Linked DNA regions of Homo sapiens: all the other regions are linked to region 1. Evidence: read pairs that join two places in POLR2A ChIA-PET (ENCODE). Cell type or tissue: OCI-LY7. All regions are shown on one strand. Each heading gives the region's core, and the rest is flanking DNA. Links, peaks and the distances in the headings are about the cores only. Region 1 overlaps LINC01097 (long intergenic non-protein coding RNA 1097). Region 2 overlaps RAB28 (RAB28, member RAS oncogene family). Region 3 overlaps LOC105374493 (a long non-coding RNA gene).

Evidence for each region. ChIA-PET counts read pairs that join two places held together with the same protein. Peaks named below come from ENCODE experiments on the same cell type or tissue, not always from the same donor. Only the 100,000 strongest peaks of a DNase experiment are listed, where the experiment ranks them.
Region 2: POLR2A ChIA-PET joins it to region 1 with 11 read pairs; 6 of 35 experiments call an interaction of 5 or more read pairs at or near these places.
Region 3: POLR2A ChIA-PET joins it to region 1 with 11 read pairs; 2 of 35 experiments call an interaction of 5 or more read pairs at or near these places.

Annotation. Positions count from the first base shown.
Region 1 is chr4:13,525,620-13,531,413 of GRCh38, forward strand. It overlaps LINC01097 (long intergenic non-protein coding RNA 1097), which reads right to left. Exons shown (of 4, transcript NR_034054.1): 1 at 5,529-5,794; 2 at 3,303-3,483; 3 at 2,532-2,627; 4 at 700-2,274. Among named protein-coding and RNA genes, the nearest start is that of LINC01097, 2.9 kb to the right of the region's middle. RefSeq lists an enhancer at 2,678-2,757. In OCI-LY7, for the core only: no CTCF peak of the experiment used is centred there; a DNase peak (open chromatin) is centred at 3,112; H3K4me3 peaks cover 839 bases.
Region 2 is chr4:13,470,269-13,476,062 of GRCh38, forward strand. It overlaps RAB28 (RAB28, member RAS oncogene family), which reads right to left. Exons shown (of 7, transcript NM_001017979.3): 3 at 4,050-4,138. Among named protein-coding and RNA genes, the nearest start is that of RAB28, 11 kb to the right of the region's middle. In OCI-LY7, for the core only: no CTCF peak of the experiment used is centred there; no DNase peak of the experiment used is centred there.
Region 3 is chr4:12,962,252-12,968,045 of GRCh38, forward strand. It overlaps LOC105374493 (a long non-coding RNA gene), which reads right to left. Exons shown (of 3, transcript XR_007058047.1): 1 at 1,425-5,794. Among named protein-coding and RNA genes, the nearest start is that of RAB28, 520 kb to the right of the region's middle. In OCI-LY7, for the core only: no CTCF peak of the experiment used is centred there; no DNase peak of the experiment used is centred there.

The DNA of each region.
Region 1 (5,794 bases), core at 557-5,556:
TAAGATGGAATAAGCAATCAGGATTTCTGATCAGGATTGCCTTCCCAGAAGGGACATTTGTGAACTCCAAATGAATTCTGCCCTTCCACTGGCCTCTTATGAAGGACTAAGAACCAAATGTCCCACTCAATTTCTCAATCAGACTTTAAGGCAGTCTTTCTGCCTCACCCAGAGATCTGGGGAATTATGATAATTACAATAGGAATGTTAGCATAGCAATTTGCCCTTTAGGAATAGGTTGGGCAGCAAAGGGCAGCTAAAGCACCGCTCCATGTCCTGAAGTCCTTCCAGTAGATCACAAGCGTACAATCAATCTAAGTCAAGAGCCTGTTTTCTCTGCCAGAACAGTTTGAAGACAAGCTTCCAACCATCCCCCAGACCCCCAATCTCTTCCTATAGGGAAATTCTGGAGCCTCCTCTGCTAAGTGGAAATTGTTATCTTCCTTGAACAGGTGGCAGCCAGCTCCGCCAGGCTGTGACTGATGCAAGGCCACCCAGCTAGTGAGTGGTTTTGTCAGTCTTGAACTCAGATTATATCCCTAAAGTCCTTGTCTCTGAGCAATCACACACAATTACCAGAACATTTACTAACTACCTCATCTTTCCCTACACTGGTAATGTCTGTAAAGGCCGCTTACATACCAAGAAGGAATAAGAGCTGACAATAGTGAGCTCTTACTGAATGTCAGGCATAGAGAAAAATGTTGTACATATATATTTTTAAAGCAAACATAAAGCACCCTTTCTGCCAGGTCTGGCTTTAAATGCTTTACATGTATTTATTTAATCTTCACAACAGCCCCTCATTTTACACAAGAAGAAATGGAGGCACAAAGAGATTGTTTATTACTTCAAAATTACCTGGCTAATATGTGGCAGAGCTAAACTTAGCATCCAGACCTCTGACTGGAGAGGCCTCCCTCCAAACTGCCTTTCTAGGCAACATTTAGAACATCTCTCTGCAAGGATCCTTCAGGCTTCATGAGCCTTTGGTAGCTTCCATATTTGTTTGCTTGAATCTCAGGCAAATACCTGAGATTCCTTCCCAGGTGAGCTGTGGTGTCTTTGAAAAATAGTTAATGTATATCGAGTACTTACTATATACACCAGGCGCCAGTAACTGCGTACTTGCTACATGCCAGGCATTATTCTAAGCCATCTACAAGTTTAAACTCATTTAATGCTCAGCAAAACCCTGTGGGATAGATTCTATCACTGCACCCAATTTACAGATGAGCAAACTGAGGCCCAATATCATGCAATTAGTAAAAGGTAGAGTTGGGGTTGACTCTCAGGTTGTCTGGCTGCAAATGATCCTGTGCTGGATGTGAAAATGGAGGTTCCATTTGTTCAGAGGCCTCTGCATTAATATTCATCATATCTTTTTCTCCCAATTTACATACAGGGATTTCTTTGATGGAATTTTCCTGCTTATCTAAAGCTTCAAGCAGCCTAAGAAAACAGCAGAGCCACTATCTTCAGGCTTGACCTCCGTCTTCTTACCAGTAAAATGAGCAGCTAAGGCAACTCTTGGAGGTTTGAGGCTTGAGACGTGTGCCTGGAACCTGAATAGCAGTTCCACAGCTTTAGGGCGCGTTCTTACAGGTGCCAGCGGTGCGACTACATCCACTCACGGTTTTTTGCCTATTTTCTAGGAGTTACAAAGTACATTCACAAACATCCTTGCAAAATCGCAAAGAAGTGTCCACTGCTGCTTTAGAGCTGGCCAAAAGGATGAGCCAAACAGGCTTCTACTCTGTCCTGATAATCAAATGTTTTCAACCTCCCTCCGTGGGCACCTTCAACTTATTTATGTCTAAAAATGTATTGTCAAGACGCTTCTTTTTTGATCAAGGCCCGATTTGGGTGGTGGGGCAGGGTAGGTGTTACCGAGAAGCCAGAAGCATTAGCACTTACACTGGCTGGTTCACCTTGGCCACATCCTCTCCACATCTCCTCCCTGGGCGTCCCCAAAGTCACTGGGTCAGAACCGAAATGGAGGCTTTGGCAGCGACCGCGTGTGATCCACAGCAGACGTCGGAAGCAGGAAGGGGCGTCCTGCGCGGTGGGACCCGCGCGGGGGCAGTGGCGCAGGCGCCAGGAGGCAGGTGCAGCACCGAGCCCGGTGCGCCGCTGCAGGCGGGTGCACGGGTGGCGAGAATGGGGAGATGTCGAGTGAGAGCCACGCCGAATTTCAGACCTTGGCGCGTGATTTCTTCTCCATCTCTGTTTCCCTAATGGGCACCTGGTCTCGTTGACACTCGTGGGTCATCGCTGCTTTTACACAAGGAGAAGTGCTCTGAGACTCGAGCTGCGCCCGCAAATTCAGGGTGGGCTACGCAGGGAGGGCCTGCGGCTCGCCCACAACATCCTCTCAGCGCTCAACGCCCCCCATCACTCCCACATCCCGCCCCCCGCCCCCTCACCCGCTCAGGGGTCAGCCGGGACTACAGATAGCCTCTGGGGATTCCCCGCCAGCCTCCGGAGAGCTCAGGGCTTTGGTCCTGCCTCCTTGCCTGACTGGGGCGTACCTGCAGTGTTCCCCTTCCAACCGCTCAGCAGTGGCGCAAGTGCTTCCTCCACTTGCGTGGGTGGCGTCTCAGCGAAGGTCCGCGCCCTTCGAGTGTCTGGAAAGGAGCCGTGTTGAGCTTGCAACCATTTTTGGAGTGGGGCATCTTTAACCCTATTTACAGAGGCGGTATCTGAGGTTTCTGTGATGTATTCCTAAAAGCAGGGTTAGTAAATTGTGAGCTAACTCCACTGGCCCCCGCGTGGATCTCCCTACTCCCCAAGAAAAAAATGCATTGATCTATATTAGAACTTCAAGTTAAACAGTGAGGCCCTGGTAGACGGGGTTACGTCTCTACTTCTGTATCTCAAGAGCTTCGCCCGGAGTCTAGCTTCAAGTGGGTAGAGGGTGAGGAGGGAGGAATGGGGGAGAGGAAGTGACCCCCAAAACAACCTACAAAATGTTGGTATATAGTAGGGTTCGCAGTATCCCCTGGACCTACTAAATTGGGTAACACGCGGGGACACGGATGTGAGAGTCTTAGTTTCGGCTTTCCGTCTACTAACCTCAGTTTCCTCACACCAGAAGTGGCCATAATTAGTCACGCCTGGTTTGTGTGAGTGCCGAAAGTGAGAGGAAGGTGAATTGCATCATCTCGTATTAGCGCTGTGATCTTGAGCAAATTACTTACCCTCTCTGTGCCTAAATTTCCTGGCACGTTGTCAATGTTTCCCCGAAACACCCCCCAAACCCCCCCCGCAAAACAAAAAACAAAAAACAAACAAACAAAAACCTTTGCCTGTCTTGATGGTTTTGAGGCTTGCAAATAAAAGGAGGGAGCCAGGTCTGCCTTTCCCGGGCTGAAGGACAAAAACAGTCTCACCACTGGGAATGGTTCTGTGCAGAATTTTCTCACCAATTACTAGCCTTGAGATCTTGGATAAGCTGCACTCTCCTCTGCCCTCAGTCTCCATCTATAAAACAAGTCACGGAAGATGCAACAGTCTCTGAGGCCCCGTCCAAGCTCTGGTCTTTGCTCCTTGGTGTAGGGGGCCCTCAGGTTGGAGGAAGTGGTTCAAAGGCTAAAGTTGGGTCCGTCCCGTGGGCCCCTCCCACTCCCCCCTTTTGGGCGCGGCTCGGGGGTGGAAGCCCTGGGCGACAGCACAGCTTCGCTGCGGCGGGGAAGGAGGACCGTCGGGCCCAGAGTTCCCGCCGCCACATATGGTCTGTGGATTTAGGTGTCAAAAACCGGAGAATTAGAAATGGTAATTTTCCGTCATTATGGCTGAAATGCGATCTGTCACAACAACTGGAACATGTCTCCGCGCTAGCGAAAATAATGTTCGTGATTAGGAATCATTACGCACGTCAAGCCGAGTCCATTAAGTTGTAGGGAGAAATTAGCCTTGACGGGCAGAATCAAACTACAAATACACAGGCCTCGCCTTCAGGAGGCCAAGCGGCGGCACTCGGGAGGAGGCAGCCGGAGTCGGTGTTTTCTTAATAGGAAACTGTCCAGAGAATTAATACTCCCTTCCCCGCACCCCTGTGGGATTCTCCCCTCCTCTTCCCACAGCCTAGTCCCCACCCTAGGAGTGGGAGGGGGCGCAGAGGCGTCGCAAACATTAACTGGAGGCTTTGAAGTCCCACAGGTCCCCCGGGCCAGTTCCCGCCTCACCAATTCCAAGCTGTGTGACCCTGCCCAAGTCACTTGACCCTCCTGAACTTTGCTTGCTGCTCTGTAAAAAAGGTATAATCCCACACACTTCATGGGTTCTCCCCAGGATTCACCGAAAGGTATGGTCAGTGCAAGCACGTGGAAACCGCAGAATCTGTTCAACCTTCTTTCCTTTCCTGGAGCTCCAGTCTCTGCCTTACCCTGGTGAAGTGGTGGGGACTGCAGTGTGTGTGTGTGTGTGTGTGTGTGTGTGTGTGTGTGTGTGTGTTGGGGCTGAAGCATTGGGATTGAGTGCCCAGAACTGGGAAACTTGCCAATCAGGCATTGAGCAAGGAGGCCAGAATCTCTGAAACTGAGGAGGGTGAGCACGGAGCAACTGATGTGCCTTGCTGGGCCTTGTACCCTCCTTCCTGTCACCCCAGGTAGGAGGAACGGCCCTGGGTCCTCCGCCTTGCCTGTGAGGCCCGCCAGAGCTACCTGCACACTAGGATCTGCACTGTCACCAAGGAGTGGCACGTGGTAAATGAAGCCAGGATTAAAAGCCTTCCCTTTCAGGCTGCTGCCCCGGTCTCCACTGGAGACAAAAAAAAAAAAAAAAAAGCCATTTACTATTCACAGTAGGGAGTTTTGGAAAGATCATCTCCCTCTTCTGCAGATAGGAAGGAAGGGAAGAAGAGGCTGAGCAGGGTCTAGAAAGGCGGGTTCCATCCAGCCTTGTGTGCCTGATCATCTTTTAAGAGCTTGCTCTGTGCCATGCACCCACTCCAAAGGGCTTTAACTACGTTATCTCCTTTTATCTCCAAGCCAACCTATGAGTCTCCTTATTCCTTGGGGAGAATGAGGGCCTGAGTTTAGGGAACTCCTCCAAGGGTCTGGAAGCTGGGAAGAAGCAGAAGTGGAAGATAAGCCTGGCCCTGCCACCAAAGCCTGTTCACCACTCTGCCATTTGGAGCTGCAAGGCTTCAACCCACCAAGTCTTCTATCTGGCTTTTTCATGGTTCCTATGGGCCCTCAAATTCCACCTCTCAAAGGGCTCAGGAAAATGAAATGCGCTAAAGGTAAAACATTCAGCTCTGTGCCTGACATAACATTGATGCCCATTTAGTCACTTACTCTCTCCGGGCCTCATTTTTCTCCTGTGTAAATGGTACCCTTATCGCTGCCTGGGGAAACCAACGCACGTGTGGCCCGCGCTGAGTAGTTTGGAGCCAGACAGACTAGGTTCGAACCCCAGCTCCACCGGAAATAGCCGCGGCCAGGGTAGTGTTGATCCCCAAAGTGGGGTAATGGAAGTTGAGCTGCTGGAAGGAATGAATGAAATAATTCATGGAAAGCACTTACTGCAGGACAGGAAAGCGATTAGGCGCTAAATAAAGCGCTGGTTACCAGGATGCAAAGATTGGCCCGCACAGGCTTGGAGGTTTGCTGCCCAGGGAGAAGGAGAAGCAGCTCTCAGGCCCTTTCGGCAACTTCTCGGCTTCCCTTGCATCTCTGAACGTTAGTGATCCGGACCTCAGATCCGGTTTCCGAGGGCGCCAGGGTCCTAGGGCTGAGGTCCATTCAAATGCTTAGGCGACTCTGCCGCAGGCCTCCGGAAGAGGCCCGGT
Region 2 (5,794 bases), core at 322-5,321, 56 kb before region 1:
TTGCTTTATAAGTATAACCCGTAAGAAACACTAACACAAAGAAAGTCTACAAACATAATCAGTTATAAGTTGGCAAATATCCAACTAAAAAACTTACAGTAAAAGAGAGCAGAAGGTCTTGGAGAGTCCAGTTTTGAGATGCACTCTCTCCATAGCTGTCATGTAGGCACCAAATCCTTTCATTGGTACTTAAAAAGTAGGCTCATCTGTGTGGGGCCACTGGCACACAATAGTAGTTATGTTCTACCTCACAAGTGACTACACTTCATTGAGTTTATGCTCAGTGGGTCAGTGTTTGCAAACCACTTAGATTCCAGGACAGAAAGAGCTACAAAAATGAAACATCCAGTCCTTCTCTGAGGTTTGTTATTAGCCTCTGTTAGCCACAGGTTACAGGGCACTAAACACTATGTACTGTGTGTTTGCTCCTAACCACTATGAAAAATCCCCTATAACATCTTTCTAAAGACTCCTAGAAATTTTTAAGTTAATTTAAAATCTGGGAATTTAACTGGGACATATTTCAATTCTTAGAACTAGTTCTTGTCAAAATACCTCACTAATTCTTTTTGGGGTGTCAATTCAATTTAGTTTTCATCAACACTTTCAACAGGCTATTGCTAACATTTAATGTTGCTGGGGGCAAAGGGACTGAAGAGGGTAAAATAATCAGTTTTATTTGGATCCAAGTTAACTCCCAGCCTACATATAAGCTTCTACGCAGATGTTAAGAAATGCTTTAAAGAAACAGATTGACTAGTTTAATGACCCAGACATGTATAATTCTTTCTATACACAATACAGAAGTTAGAGAACCTAAAACAAAACCCTAAATAACACATTAAACTGATATCCTGAAAAAGCTTGTCTCAACATCTCTGAAGATTTCTGTCCTGTAGTATATCAAAATCCAAAGTATTCATGAGATAGGTAATATAAAGCATCTATAACTCCAGAAGCAATACAGATCTACTTTGAAGAATAATTATATGATTATATAAAGATATTGAGCTTATTAAAATGCTATTAGGATGTTTTTGAAAGCACTGGTTTTGAAAAGTAACATTTTCTCCAATTTATAGTAGTAAATAATGAGTCACAGCTTCTCTAGCCTGGATATAGAATTTAAAAATAGTTTAACAAAATAGACCACTGGTCAATGTACTTTATGTACTTAACATAGCATTTATTTGGAATCTCTGGAAAGCAGAAAAAAGTTATTATATTATCATCCTTTTTTTTTCTTCTTTATAAACTGAGTCTCACTCTTTCGCCCAGGCTGGAGTAAAGTGGCATGATCATAGCTCACTCCAGCCCCAAACTCCTGGACTCACGTGATCCTCCCATATCAGTCTCTCAAGTAGCCGGGACTACAGGTGCCTGCCACCATGACCTATCATCTATTTTTGACAATTCATTTCATCATCTCAGAATTCCCAGTTTTGTCAGACAATTTCATAGAAAGATCCATGAATTTCTCAGAAATACTGTACTAAATTATTGTTTAATAAAAACACAGTACATCCTTATAAGAGTCATAGCAATCATTAAGTGTAAACGATAAAATGCACCACCAAAAGAGAAAGAAGTCGATATGTACCTTCAAGACAGAAACTTTATACAAGTTCTAAGAACTATAACATTCACTTTCTCCCAAGAAAAAAAGTACCTTAAAAAATAATGAAGACATTTTACTAAACTTACGGACTTTCAAAAAAGATGGAAATTCTTGAAATTTCTACAAATGTTCTCATTAATGTCTGCTTACTGTAGGCAGCTTTGTAATAACATAAAATATATACTGTCAAAAACTGACTTAAGGAAATGGTCACAAAATATTGTGAGTGTACTAAATGACACCGATTATATACTTTATTTTTTATTTATTTTGTTTTTTAGAGATGGAGTGTCACTTGCCATCTGGACTGAAGTGCAGTAGTGTGATCATAGCTCACTGCAACCTCAAAATCCTGGGCTCAAGTGATCCTCCCACCTGTGCCTCTCAGTTAGCTGAGATTACAGGCATGAGCCACTGCGCCTAGCTGATTATACACTTCAGAATGGTTAACTTTATAATACACAAATTTCACATCAATATTAATTTTTATATAATAGTAATAAATTTTAAATAATTTAAATAAATTAGATAATAAATTTTTAAATGACTTGAAGATAGAATTAACAGAATTCAACACATGGGCATAATACTCCCCTAATTTTTAAGTGAAGAAAAATGTATTAATTGAATTATATATTATTATTTACCCTGAAATGCATAAAGTCCTCCTGTTCTCCACTAACTCTGGTTACACCTATAAATCATAAAAGACTATTCTATTTGACACCAAGAGTCAAATTTCATTAGAAGTTAGATCTAATCTTCATTTTCTTAAAATCATATATGTAGCCTTGAAGACAGATTTTATGGAACAAAGAGAAGAGTGTTATTTTCCCATGTTATCAACCACATGAATGAAACAAGAACTGTGGCTTCCCACAAATCTCTGTCCAGCAAGTTGTCTCTAGCTTAGTATCCACTTTAATCAGTTTAAAACAGAAAATGAATAAATAAATAAATAAAACAAAAAAGCCATACACAAAATTCTGAGATGTACTTTTTAAGAGAAAAATGAACATGCATAAAATATCAAGTCACTTAACCACAGAAGAAAATGCTATAAATGTGAACAGAAAAATTTTGCAGGAGACTAAGAACAATGTATAAAAGATAAGAGCTTTAAGAGCCAAATCTCTGCATCAGCAATGCAAAAAATCAAAACTCTGGGGCCTTTATAAGTGATTCAGAACCATATTAGCCTCTATAGCCATACTGTCCTTCTCCGAATATTTTACAAAATAAATCAGAATCTATTTTTCATCCAAAATCAAGGCAACGGTATTTGACATGAACCAAACTTTGTACAGCAGAGTGCTTAATATACTATATCTCCATCCTATAGAATCATTTATTATGAGCAACATGTTTCCACATAACCAAGTTGTATTTGTCTCACTTAAAATACCAAACTCCAATAAAGAACTAGAAATTTTTACTATTACCCCTAAGTCTCCAGATGATGTAGAAGATACACACTAATTAAAAGTAGAGAAAAAAAGCAAAAATAAAGAAATAGCACATCAAGTATTACATACAGAGCTCAGTAAGCACAACCTACTTAATATTCGGCTATATACCATATTCTCTACTTCATCAGATGATTACTTTCAATGGTATTACTGCATTTCTAAAGTCTGTCATTTAATCAAAAGCAATCTGCCAAATATTAAAAAGACAATTCTTCACTGAACATGCTCAGAGAGAAATGATTAACTTTTAAAGTATATTACTACCCTGCATATTTTCTATTTGTATAATAACTTTATTTAAAATCTTATAAATTATATCAGTATAAGCTCATGGAGAATATAAGCTCATGTTGCGAAATTTATGTAATTATTCAGGTCATTTTTCATTTTCATTTTTCTTGCTCTACATGGATTTTCTTCTGAAAATACAGCATTATCATAGTAAATTATTGTATGTGTTTCACATATACACTGTCATATTTAGTTATCTGATAGAAAATACAGACATGTCTATTAAATCTGAAAAGCTATCAATATTCATTGCACAAAAACATAGACATATAGATATACTTTCAGTCCTTGTAACTTAAAATGAAGTTAAATTTTCATCCCTGTGTTTTTCATTCAGTTTATTTGAAAGCAGTCACTATAACAAAACCAGCTAATACATATCAAAATATCATTTATCACTGCATTTATTGAACTGCTAACAATAACACCTAGTAATGTAAATAACATACGAAAGCTGTTCAGAGTTTTCCTGTTCCCTCACCCAAATCACTCCAAACATAATTAGGAGAGCATGAAACCAAAGAACTAGCACAAATATAAAATTATTCTCTCTACGTATCAGATAAAAAGTTAGAAAGAATGTGTGTGTGTGTGCATTTGGGAGTAGATTTGCATGTGTGCTTGTAAGTGGTATACTTTCAATACTGGAATAATCAGAATTCATATCATACCTGTGCTCCATAGATATATTTATCCAACATTTTGCCTCCTATTGTCTGCCCTCCTATATCCCAAATTTGAAGGGTAACATTCAAGTTTCCTAGAATATAAAAAATGAATATAAAAATAAGAATACCAAAAAAATTAAGTAACAATACAACAAGTGACACAGTATCACAGAATACTAAGTCACAATAAGAAACTCTGAGCCCAATTTGCCTTTATGTGCAGGCTCACATGATATTTGGAATTGCGAAAACAACGTCAAAAGAAATTATAGTGGGGAATCTAGTTTTATCTTTTTACTCCATTTCCATGGAACCATATTTACAATCACCTTCAAAACAAAAGAAAATAAAGTAAGCTTTAATTTGTAAACTTAAGCCTTAGAAAAATGTTTTTCTTAGAGAACAGAATGAAGCACATGTCCATGGAGCAAGAAATATACTTTAAAAATAAAAACTGAAGCTTTATATACTCAACCATCCAATCATACATATGAATTCTGTCGTAGGTTCTAAACTCTATGGCTTCTAAAACTCATGGAATAATAGCAAACTACAAAAATGCACCCATAATTTCAGCTCAAATTAATGAATCTTTTTATAATGTGATTGTCAGCTACTATCGGATATGGCAAACATAGTCAAAAAATTACGTTTTCAAATTTAACCCACAAAATAGAAACGCATTTGATAGCCCTATTCAGAACAAACGTAGGATACATACCATGTATATCACTAAATATTACAATGCTTTCAAACCTGTTCAAAGTATTTCCATTTAAACAAACTATGTATACTTCCAAGCCTTCACAAAATACTGTAACTAATCATCTTCCCCATACAAGCATTGTAAAAGCATTCTAAAAGGCAATCTTTAAAAATCCTTTTGTGCATTTTATAAAATATTTGGTTGATACAAAAATTTATGAGATAAGCTATTCTCCCTTCTCAATGCAACTGATGAGTAAGCTTACAAAAGCCAAACTATGCTTTTTAGTTGAACATTTTAAACTATTCCCCTCATATAATTATGCAGTTTTCTCCAGTTTCAATTAGCACTTTTTGAATGATTTGCAAATCAAAAGAAAATAAAAGATTAGAAACTGAAAAATGATCTCATTTCAAAAAAAGATTATAAAGATATAAATTTATAAGCCAACATAAAATACTAAAATCAGAGAAAGTTAGTCATACCATTTAACTATGCAACTGAAAAGAAAAAGACATTTGATTAACCAGCACAGTTTTCTAAATTTTGGTGGGTTTGTATTACAATCTTTCCATTATTTAAACATAGGTTGTTCCATCTGCCACTGCGCAGAGGATTTCCATGAGGAACTTCCATTAGCATTAATGAGCGCTAATGTTTTATCACCATCATTACCACAGACACACACTTTCAACACTTAGACTAATGACTAAAATGTTCTTAAAGCCCTATGAATATGAAAACCAAAATGTCACAGACTAAGATTTGTCCAAAAACTTGTACAAATCGAATTTCTCAAAAATCTAAATTTTTTGAGATTCAAGGCTGAATTCTTCTATAATGCTGTCTCAAATGAAGCAGATGAGAAAGGGCTAGCCATCACTAAGAAGTATATAAACTAGTTTCAGAAACCCCTAAGCAGGCAGTAGTCTATTCATTTTACTTGCACAACTCTTTAGGGTTATTTGATTACTTCAAAAGACAGTGCTTAACAATACTAACTTTTACAGAGTAAGATTTTAGGCAATACTTAGTAAGTGCT
Region 3 (5,794 bases), core at 504-5,503, 560 kb before region 1:
CTGGGTTAAGTTTGTGAAATTTAAACAATCACACCAGGTGGTTTTTGTGAGCAAGCGAGGTCTGCATCCCCCGACTCACCATTCTACCTTCCAGAGATATCCAAAGTGTCAAAATATACAAGAGCTTCAAAATAGCCCAAAGAGAGACAAAGCGCTAAAAGACTTTAAATATCCCCATCATCATCTCCCTTCCCCTTCATCCTGCCATCTCTCCATTTCATTTTGTGAACAGTAGACATATATTCACAGCATGTACCCTCAGCTTAAAGCACCCGTTTCAACAGATTTATCCCACCAAGCCTCTCCTATACAAAAATGATGAAATCTACTCTGGAAAGAGCTCAGTCTTGGTTAATTTCATTCTAGAAAGTCTGGGCAAAAACACACACAAAAAAAAAACAAAAAAAAATAGTCAAATGATTTTCCAGATTAATATGGTTTGAATGGATCTGAAAGTTCTCTCTCCTAGCTCCCCTCTCCATTTCTCTTTTGAGTTCTCACTGTCTGTTTCTGCATCTCTGTTTCTCTATAAGTTGTATGCATATTCTAAAATACCTGCGTCTTGCCACTAAACTTTGTATGAGTCATCACTTATGAAGATGAGGCTTCTAGGATTCCCTCTCTATAAATAGATTATTTTTAAGGAGTCAATTCTTAAGCCAGTATTTGTAAAACATTTTCCTTGAAGTCTAATGACAGAAAAAAGTTACTTGTGCCCTTGGAAGTTGTGGAAACACAACCATAGCATCCTACAAAAAGCATGCAATTCATTTAAAGTTTTTTTTTAAATCTTAAAATTTCATGTGAATTTGTTTTTTAAATTATTGACATAATTTAAAATTTGTCCATATTGATTTTAATATAAGAATTTTATTTTTCAATATCTATGAATTAAATTAAATATGTGTATATGTATGGACATCTATGGATGTGTGTGTGTGTGTGTGTGTGTGTGTGTGTGTGTAGCTTTTCTGAAGCTTTGCCATCCCTGTGTACAGATGAAAATACATAGCATTCAATCACTACCATGCATTAACACTTCACCTTAAATAAGTTTACTTGATTAGTTAACTTTCCCAAAATAATGTGACCCAAGATGGAAATTTATTAAATAGGAAATGGAAGAGAAAAGGTCCAAGCAATGGTATGGATTTGCACATTCCCTGAGGCTGATTATCAAATGAAAGATACCTTATTGTTGACTAGTCAGTTTGAGTACAAATATTACTTTGAGTCAGATCCTGCTTCCAAGTCTCTCTCAACTTCAGAGTGAATAAGCCTGATTTATTTTCCAAATTGCATGTCACTTCCACATTCACTGTCATATGTGAGCTTTACTTTAACTTTATAGAACTAACAAGGCAGAAATTGTTCTCTGAATCTGACAGAGAAAAAAGAAGGAACAGCAAGATTATAAGACTTACCTAGAATCACACAGATCATTCTAGTTTCCATTTCTCCATATTTCTTCTATGACCTATCCAGTAATATCTCAGACATTTTCAGAAATATTAGACATATTCAGTAAGTTATGGCTGAACTGAATTTATTATTCCAACATAAGATTGGGAGTGCAAAGCTTAGATTTGCAGCTCAATTCTTTCACTCTTCTTAATCTGGTGTCATTATAAAAACATAAGTTGCATTGCAAAAAATGCTAGTAATTTGATAAATAATATTTATGCACCTCCTTGCAAACCAGCTTTCAGAGTAAAAATATAAAATTGTGCACTGCCCAACTAAAAAAACAAAACAAAAATCCCTCCTGTGTTATCACTGAGAAATCAAGAGACTATTTTTTAAGTTCCAAAGGGCTCAACAGAAGTCAATATTTGTAAATATTAACCTTGTGAGCAAGCAAGGTTTGAATCTCTTGCTGCACCATTTTTGAGTAGTCCAATCTGATAAGAAGAATTCAAATTGGATTGTGATCTGTTTAAATGAAACTCTCCATTTATATCAAATGTGCTCTTTAGTCAGAATAGGAGAGAGGGTAATAAAAAAAGAGTACAGTTCCGCTGAAAGAGGCCTTGACTCTTTATCATCCATCAGGCAAGGTGAAAAGCTCACTGAAAACTCCAGTGAGATTACATTTAACATAAACTTCCTGAGCTGAATTCCATTATTGCTAAAATAACTAGAAGGGAATCATTTAAATATTTTCCTGATGCCAGTATGGGGTCTTATTCAGCTTCTGACTAACAGCATTTTGAGAACAGTTCATCCTCCCTCAAAGTGTGGAGAATTGCTTAAGTTTTATATATAGAAAAAAAAAAACATTTTAAAAGTGTTATTTTAATCTGCCTGCTGATGAAAGTTATCCTGATAGAAGTGAACCACTGCTGCTTCAGACATCCAGCAATAGACATCAGTACTTCCAAGGAAGTTCATGTCATTGTTGGACATAAAATTATGTTGGAAAGATACAAGCCACAGTGAAGTGAAAAACTGTGAGAGCATACTGCAACCCCCAGCCAGAGAAAAGAAATGGGTGAGAAATTTCTCAGAGGCTTCTTGCAGTCAGGTTTGATAGGGTCGTGGCAAAAACTGTTAACAGTTCAAACATCTGCTAGAAATCTCATTCATTTAAGAGAAAAGCATGCAATGAATTCTTAATTCATTCACTGATAATTTTCACTTTCAGAATAGAGAGGAAAGGTCAGAATATTTGGGCATTATTCTTACAAAGTAATTACTGGTCTTGTGGAAATGATTTAAACTTGAAAAAAAGAGTGTATTATATTAAATTTCATGTATTTGAGACAATCAACATGGTGCAGAATTGGATAAAAGGCAACTCTCAAAAAGACAAGACCAAAAAAATAGTGCCATTTCGTGGTATTCATTTATTCGCTTATTCTATTACCTTATTACTATTTGATATTTATTGAACATGTACTGTATGCCAGGCTCTGTGAGGTCCCAGAGCATAAAGATAAATAATAAAGTCTCTGCCCAAAGGAGTTTGTAATATGGCAGACAACACAAGAAAAATGAATCAAGGATTCAGGCCAGTGATGATAAGTTTAAAAAGAAGGTTGTGATCTCTTGACTACTCTTCCTGTGTACATTACAGGATTTGGGTAAGAGTACTACATGCCACTCAGGGTCAAAGCAGAGGGAGAAAGGAAAATCATGGGCAAGTATCTTTATGGTGGTTTCCATGGGAAGAAACAGGGAATACAGAGTACACGGGCTCAGAATTAGCGAGTCTGAATACCTTCAGTAGGCTCTGAGGCATGGGGTCATCCCTGATTGTCTGGTACCTGGCCCTGGGGCGATTAGGCTGGTGGATAGTGTTCAGGCATGTGAAAGCCTGATAAGGAAGTGGTTGGGGGTATGGAGTTAATTAGCTGTTCAAGAAAAGAAACTGACCAGCCTCCAGCGGGGACTTCAAAACTAAATCAAGAAAGAATTTTATAAAACCATGTTACATTCATGCCATCTCAGAGCAGCATAGATAACTCATCATAAAGTGCATGCTGTGCTGCAGTTGCTTATTACGTCTCCTGTATTTTCTACCTGATTAAACTAGCTCTATGAGGGCAAGGACACCCCTAGCATCCAGCACATACAAGATGTCTGATGAATGCTTTGAATGAAACAGAAGGGCATTTAGGTTATGTTTCAAAGAATGAATAGGAGTTGCCTAAAAGCAGATGACTGGGGTAAGAAACCAAAGAAAAAAAAAAAAAGGTAGACCAGTGCTAGAAAGTGTTTTGGAATGGCAAACAGTTTTAGGTTTCTTAGCTTACTATTTAGGGAGAAATATCAAGATATAATGAGACTAGAAAAAAAAATTGAGGTAAAATGAAGGAAAACATGATGTGTTCGTGTAAGAAATTTTAATTTTATCCTATATTAAATGGTGAGGCAGGAAGTTCTAGCACAAGAAGATGGCCAGACAAGTGAGTGCCATGGGTTGCTTTTCAACGTGGAAAATAAATAGGAGAGATAAGATTTTTCTTACCGTAAGCAATGTCCCATAATAACTGGCACAGTTCTCTCTAAGCACAAATGCTTTCACCTCTAGAGCCAGCCTTCATTTTCTGTTTATGGCTGGGTCCATGATGAAACACAATGATATGTAGTTATGACCTACACAATATGCTACAAAAAATCCCTCAGCTAATATCACCAATAGATTTCATCTTCTTTTTCACTTTTTTCCCCATGTAGCATGAGCAGATGAATTAAAAAAAAAACTATATAGAAGTACACATTTTTCCAAGAATATGTAATGCCTAAAATATAATTGCTTAAGTCATAAAAGATCTGGTCTCCAAACAAGTTATATTTATCTAATGACTGTCCAACTGTCTTTAAATTACTGTTTAATAACTACCTTGTGCTCTTATTAAGGAAAAATCATACATGGTGTGATATTGTGTTATGGTTTATTATTTTTATTCAGACACAGACATGACACCATAACATTAAGAAGTCATGTCTTTGGCCATATTCAAATAAATAATATACACTAAAAGCCGCAATCTGTGAAGGATCGCAGGGTTTCCATAAGAAAACGAAAATGTAGATGCAGACATCTGATTTGCTCAGTTCCTTCACAAGATCCTTGCAGCCTCCTCCATGTGGGACATAAAGAGCTTTTGTGACGCACATGCTGTGCATCACAAATGGAGAGGCTGGCCAAGAAAAATATACAGTTACCAGAAGAATAAACCCAGGATGAAAAGCACAGAGGTAGCATCAATAGACGTCTAATATGCCATTGGCCCCATCTGGTTAGAATCACATCATCAGAATCAGAGCTGGAGTAGACCTTCCAGGTCATCCCTTCCATCCTCTTACCAACACAACAATCATCTTTTTGAAGACCAAGTCCAGTTCAATTTCACATGTCTCAAGAGACAAAAATTCCACAGATTCTGGAAGCAAGATATTTACCATATTTAAAGAGCCAAAAGTAGACATAGTAGAGATTTCAGTCAGTAAAAAAACTGTATTTGGCCTTTGAAATATAAGTATAGGTTTTTTAAAGTAAAAATTCTCCCAGTAAAAGACAGCTTGAGGCAGAGGGAGAATCACAACTGAGATGGAAGGAAGAATTGCTGTGAGCTGTTAACAAAGATTTAAGGGACCCTCAGAATTGTTTTCAAGGGAGCTTCAAGAATCAGTCTAGAAAAATTCTGTCAGTGTTCAAATCCTTCCTCCATGCTACAGAGGACAGTGGAACAGTTGTCACCAGGAACTAGCTAAGGTGTGGAAAAAAAGAGCTGAGCTGAAAATCAAAGCTTTAGGTTCTTTTTTTTTTTTTTTTTTTTTTTGAGGCAGAGTCTCACTCTGTCGCCCAGGCTGGAGTGCAGTGGCACGATCTCAGCTCACTACAACCTCTGCCTCCCAGGTTTAAGCAATTCTCATGCCTCAGCCTCCCAAGTAGGTGGGATCACAGGTGTGCACCACCACACCTGGCTAATTTTTTTGTATTTTTAGTAGAGACAGGGTTTTGCCATGTTGGCCAGGCTGGTCTCGAACTCCTGACCTCAAGTGATCCACCCACCCTGGCCTCCCGAACTGCTGGGATTACAAGTATAAGCCACGATGCCCGGCCTCTGTAGGTTCTTATTATAGATAACGGAAGACATTTGGCCTTTGGGAGATGGTAGGGAGAGGAGGACGATTGCCTACTAAGAGAAATCCTATGTGAAGAGCCAAGAGGCAGAATCAGAACATGTATTAAATTTTTAAGAGTCTGTCTGAAGGTAAGATCAAAGATAGCCTATGGAGACAAGAGTTTGCGAGTGAGAAAATAAGATATAGTACAAACAGGTTT